Regions from separate parts of the Homo sapiens genome. Here region 1 is linked to region 2. A link is a contact called in ENCODE Hi-C or POLR2A ChIA-PET data. All regions are on one chromosome and are shown on one strand. Each heading gives the region's core, a stretch centred on a gene start or an enhancer-like site at or near the end of the contact. The rest is flanking DNA. Distances are from core to core; before and after follow the strand shown.

What was found. A loop is a pair of places that touch in the nucleus more often than their neighbours do. ChIA-PET counts read pairs that join two places held with the same protein, here RNA polymerase II (POLR2A). Pooled maps may share reads with other maps.
Region 1: a pooled map shows a loop between it and region 2 (2.2-fold over the local background). The contact joins the enhancer-like site here to the promoter of LRRC37A3 in region 2. A Hi-C loop is called at or near these places in 1 of 168 maps with a recorded cell type or tissue (MCF 10A) and 3 of 50 pooled maps. POLR2A ChIA-PET finds 5 or more read pairs at or near these places in 5 of 52 experiments (CD4-positive, alpha-beta memory T cell, K562, MCF 10A and 1 more).

Annotation. Positions count from the first base shown.
Region 1 is chr17:64,796,562-64,799,261 of GRCh38, reverse strand. It overlaps the pseudogene PLEKHM1P1. Among named protein-coding and RNA genes, the nearest start is that of MIR6080, 17 kb to the right of the region's middle. RefSeq lists an enhancer at 707-1,207. Within about 2 kb of position 1,366, at least 2 of the 41 ENCODE cell types and tissues checked have a DNase peak (open chromatin) inside an H3K27ac peak, as active enhancers do.
Region 2 is chr17:64,918,113-64,920,812 of GRCh38, reverse strand. LRRC37A3 (leucine rich repeat containing 37 member A3) reads left to right here and starts at 1,335. Exons shown (of 15, transcript NM_199340.5): 1 at 1,335-1,382; 2 at 1,943-2,063. RefSeq lists enhancers at 1-432, 433-934, 1,010-1,510 and silencers at 1,126-1,345, 1,446-1,535, 1,606-1,985.

The DNA.
Region 1 (2,700 bases), core at 117-2,616, 120 kb after region 2:
TATTTGGATTATCTCATTTAAGTCTCATAACAACCCTGTAGAGATAGGCGCTACTATTATCATCTCTGTTGATAGGGGAGGAAATTGAAGCACAGAGCTGGTAAGTACCTGGTTGGTGTCTGCTACTGAGCTCACACAGCTAGTAAGTGGCAGAGGCAGAATTTTCCTTTTTTGTTTGTTTGTTTGTTTGTTTTAGTAGAGATGGGGTCTCCCCCTGTTGCTCAAGCTAGTCTTGAACTCCTAGGCTCAAGTGATCCTCCTGCTTCAGCCTCCCAAAGTGCTGGGATTACAGATATCAGCAACCATGCCTGGCCAGAGGCAGAAATGGGACCCTGACAGTCAGGCCCCAGAGCCTTTGCTCATAGGCAGGACCCTAGAGGGCATCCCTCTAGGGTCTTATTCAAGGTTGAGTGACATCCCCCTGCCCATGTTCCATTGTTAGCTCCTCCCACTCCCCCCACCATCCAGAGGCAGATGGCATCCCATCACCATGGGACCCTTAGGTGACCTGTGAGGGGGTTGTCCTGCTGCAGAAGGCCAGAGCAAGAAGCTGAGCCTTGGTTTGGGAGCTGTCCTGTTGGCACAGACTGGAGGGAAGCCTGTTTCAAGCGTCTGAAAGGAAGCAGTCTGCGGTTGGCCCCGGGAGGATGGGAGAAGCTAGGCAGAACAGAGCTTCCTGCAGAAAACACCTGCAAGCCTCGCTTGACCTCTCCCCCGCCTGCCCCAGCACTCACACTTTGCTCTTCAGCCTGTGGAGGCCAGGCTCTGAGGGGGCCAGGACTCCAGGGCTTGCAAGAAAGGGTTCCTCGCCTGTGGGTGTGAATGCTGCGGGGGCAACTCTCACCATGGCTGCCACCCACCAGCGGGTGGGACTGTGCCACCGGGGAGTTTGGGTTTCCTTTCTACCCAGCAGGCATGGCTCAGTGGCAGACACCAACCACTGGCATCTGGGTTGTATTTCATAATTTGCAGGGTACTTGCAGAACCTTGTCTCATTTAAGCTTTGTAATAACCCCACAAAATAGCTGGTAGTAGCTGAATTTTACAGTCACTGAAATGGAACCTTGAAGAAATCAGGTGAAGGTCAGGGTGAGGCAGCGGGTGAGGAGCAGAGCCCGCCCTCTGGTCCCAAGGCCCGGGGACCCTTCTGCCTGCCCCTGGAGGAGTTACGGCACATGTTCAGGGTTTGAGTCAGGGCCTCTGCTTTTTGCCCAGGGCACATCCCACTCCCATTCCCACTGGCCCCGGCTGTGGAGACACCTCCAACCAAGGGGGCTGAAGCCAGCCCTGCCCCACAGTCCCGAGGCATCAGATACTGTGCACGCTCCCCTGCCCCCTGCTGGCTACCCATCCACTCCCTGTTGCCAGCCCCGACCCCGGTCCCTGTCCCCCAGCTACTTCACTGCTTGCCACAGCCCCTACTCTGCTGCTTCCATTATGGGGCCCGAGTGGAGGGGTGGACCTAGAGGAGGCTGGCATTGCCAAGCCAGCAGTGGGGACACCGGACACAGGCAGCAAGGGGTAGTGGAGCAGAACTCAGGCTCTGGAACCAGCCAAACCCAGATCTGAATGCCAGCCATGCCACTTCATCACTATGTGACCAGACAGATTTCCTAACCTCTCTGAGCATCCATTTCTTCAGCTGTAAAATAATGATAGTTCTTACAGTGTGTTGTTGTAAAGATTAATTAGTAGGGGAGTTCTGAGTGGTGGAAATACGAGTGGTGGTTATTCTTGTGTTTGTGCCTACCTTAAAAAAAAATCAACCAGCAGATCCTTTCCACCACAGCAGCTCCCAAGTTACTAGGAGCTGACTCTGGCCACACCACTCACTCTCCACCCATCTCCCCAGGCTGCTCCCGGCAGATCGGCTTCTCCTTTGTACGACCCAAGCTCTGTGCCTTCTCTGGCCTCTATTACTGTGACATCTGCCACCAAGACGATGCCTCAGTGATTCCGGCCAGGATCATCCACAACTGGGACCTCACCAAGCGCCCGGTAAGTCTCGAGCCCAGCAGCCCAGCTGCTGAGGGACAGAGGGGTGTTCACTCCTCTTTGCTGCTGCTGTTCATCTGTTTAGAGGAGTTTGGCTCCTCTAAACAAGGGAAGCTGGGGTCACTGGTTCAGGCAGTGTGACGTGGGGGAGCTAACCAAGAGAAAAGCTTGGTGCCTGTCCACAGCCCTGGGCAGGGCTCTATCGGTGGCTGTCTTGGTCCCCAGGAGGAAAGAGTTTGAGGATGGTTTCCTGCAGCTACAAACATAACTGCTTAAGGCACCAGCAGATAAATGATAGATAGAAAGATAGATAAAATAGATTTGATAGATTAGATAGATAGATGGATGGTGGATGGTCAGGTAGGTAGGTGGATGAGCAGGTGGCTAGGTGGATGGTTAGGTGGCTGGGCAGGTAGGTAGGTGGATGAGCAGGTGGCTAGGTGGATGGTTAGGTGGATGGGTAGGTAGGTAGGTGAATGAGCAGGTGGTGGCTAGGTGGATGGATAGGTAGGTAGGTGAATGAGCAGGTGGCTAGGTGGATGGTTAGGTGGATGAGCAGATGGTTAGGTGGATGGGTAGGTAGGTAGGTGAATGAGCAGGTGGCTAGGTGGATGGGCAGGTAGGTAGGTGGCTGAGCAGGTGGCTAGGTGGATGGTTAGGTGGATGGGTAGGTAGGTAGGTGAATGAGCAGGTGGCTAGGTGGAT
Region 2 (2,700 bases), core at 86-2,585:
ATCATTAATGACTCTGTAATGAAGCTTCCATAAAAACCCAAATTGAGGCCGGGCACAGTGGCTCACGCTTGTAATCCCAGCACTTTGGAAGACTGAGGTGGGTGGATTACTTGAGGTCAGGAGTTGGAGGCCAGCCTGACCAACATGGTGAAACACCGTCTGCACTAAAAGTACAAAAAATTATCCAGGCATGGTGGCACACGCCTGTAATCTCAGCAACTCGGGAGGCTGAGTCATGAGAATCGCTTGAACCTAGGAGGCAGGCTCAATGTTTATCTTGTAACTGACTATGTTACTGAATTATAATTTTTTTTTTGAGACCTAGTCTCATTCTGTCACCCAGGCTGGAGTGCAGTGGCGTTATCTTAGTTCATTGCAACCTCTGCCTCCCAGGTTCAAGCGATTCTCGGGCCTCAGCATCCCGAGTAGCTGGGATTACAGGCATGCACCACCACGTCCGGCTAATTTGTTTGCAATTGTAGAAAAGACAGGGTTTCACCATGTTGCCCAGACTGGTTTGAACTCCTGGCCTCAAGTGATCTGCCCGCCTCGGCCTCCAAAGTACTGGGATTAGAGGTGTGAGCCACTCAGTCCAGACAACATTTATTTCTTTATTCATTTCACCAGTTGGCATGGTTTCCAGACTTTTCTTGATTTATTTTATTTTATTTTTTGAGAAGGAGTCTCACTCTTGCAGCCCAGGCTGGAGTACAATGGCGCAATCTTGGCTCACTGCAACCTCCACCTCAGGGGTTCAAGCGATTCTTCTGCCTCAGCCTCCTCAGTAGCTAGGATTACAGGCACCCGCCACCATGCCCAGGTAATTTTTGTATTTTTAGTAGAATTTAGGAGTTTCCTAAATTCTGGGGGCTTGTCTCCCTGTTCCCCCACCCCGACTAATTTCCCTCGGTCGCTGGCGCTGCCCCGTCCCTTAGGTCGCTCGGGCCGCCCCACTCCGAGACTTTTTTTTTCTTTCGCTGGCTCTTTCAGCTTCAGTTTCCCTAGGGGGCGGGAGGGGAATATTTGGGGGCTCTCCTGCCTTCCTCTCCGAGCCGCGGAAGGGGAGACGCAGGGAGGAGGTCCGGCCGGCTTTGGGCTCCAGCCAGGGGTCCGCGGAGACTATGGTCTCCGAAGGCCTTAGCCGCGGGGCATTTCGCGAGCTGCGCGTCTCTCTCAACGGCGCCACCGCGCCCGGAGTCCAGCCGCGCCGCGCTGCGCCCAGCCCCGGCGCCCCAGGCTCTCCGCCCCCGACTCAATGCTCCCGCGCTCCCCCTAGCGGCCGCCGCGCCACCTCGCCCCGTCCCAGGCTCGTAGGCTGCTCAGCTCACGTGACCGCGCTCCGGTAACGGAAGAAACAAGATGGCGGCTGAAGGCGATCCGCAGTGAGGCCCCAGCCATTCGGATTGAGCCTTCTCCCTCCAACCGCTTCCGCAGGCCGGGCCCCTCCTGCCCTGCCCCTCTGGCCTCCCCACCCGGCCCCGGCCGCCCCCACTGCGCCCATTGCGCCCGCCCCTTCCCGGCCGCTTTCCCTTCTCCCTCCGCCTCGGTTCCAACATGAGGGGCCGGCGGGGCAGGCCGACCAAGCAGCCCGCGGCTCCCTCTGCGGAGCGCTGCGCCCCGGCCCCGCCGCCGCCGCCGCCGCCCACGTCCGGACCCATCCGGGGTTCCGCTCGCGGCACCGCGGCAGCAGCCGGGGCAGGTGGGCCGCCGCCCAGGCTGAGGTGGCGCCCAAGACGCGGCTGAGCTCGCCCAGGGGGGGCAGCAGTAGCCGGAGAAAGCCGCCGCCGCCGCCAGCCCCACCCCAGCACCAGCGCCCCGGCCGGGGGGAGGCGGGGGCAGCCACCTGGCCCGGACAGCTGCAGGTCCGGACGGCCGTCAACAAAGTGGTGTAGTCACTACAGGTGCTCGCTGCCACACCCAGCTAATTTTTTGTATTTTTTAGTAGAGATGGAGTTTCACCGTGTTGCCCAGGCTGGTGTCGAACTCCTGAGCTCAGGCGATCCGCCCGCCTCAGCTTCCCAAAGTGTTGGGATTATAGGCGTGAGCCACTGCACCTGGCACAGGTATATGTATGTATTTTTTACAAAATTGGATGAAGTATAATTTATTTGTTAAATATTTTCACTTATGCCATGATATCTTATTTAATCTTTAATTTGTCTATGAAAATACCTGCTCTGCTAGGGGGCTTCTAGTTGAAAACTCATTAATTTAAAAAATTAATTTTGAATTCAGCCACCTATTCTTTTTTCTAATTGTTTCTTGTAGCTTTTGCTTTGATTGGAATAACTTTATTCTAGGAATAAAGTTTTGTCATCTGCAAACATGAATCATGTACACATCTGATTTTCTTATATTTATGTCTCCTTTTTCTCTTCAAATTACATTGCCTTTACCATTGATGGGAACCTGGGTAATAAAGAAAAAAGAAAAAAATTGCATTCCCTACCACCTCCTCCAAAACAATGTCAAATGTTAGTTATAATGATAGGCATCTTAGTATGCTATCCCAATTTAATGGAACTGTTGCAGATATTTAATGGTTAACTGTTGGTTTGAGACCTTTAATGTGTTGAGTATATTCACCTATTTCAATTTTTTTTCTGTTTAAGTTTTTTTTTTTTAAATCAGATATGGCTATTATATTTTGTTAAATGACATCTTAGCATCTTTTAAGATGATCATATAGTTTTCCTCCTG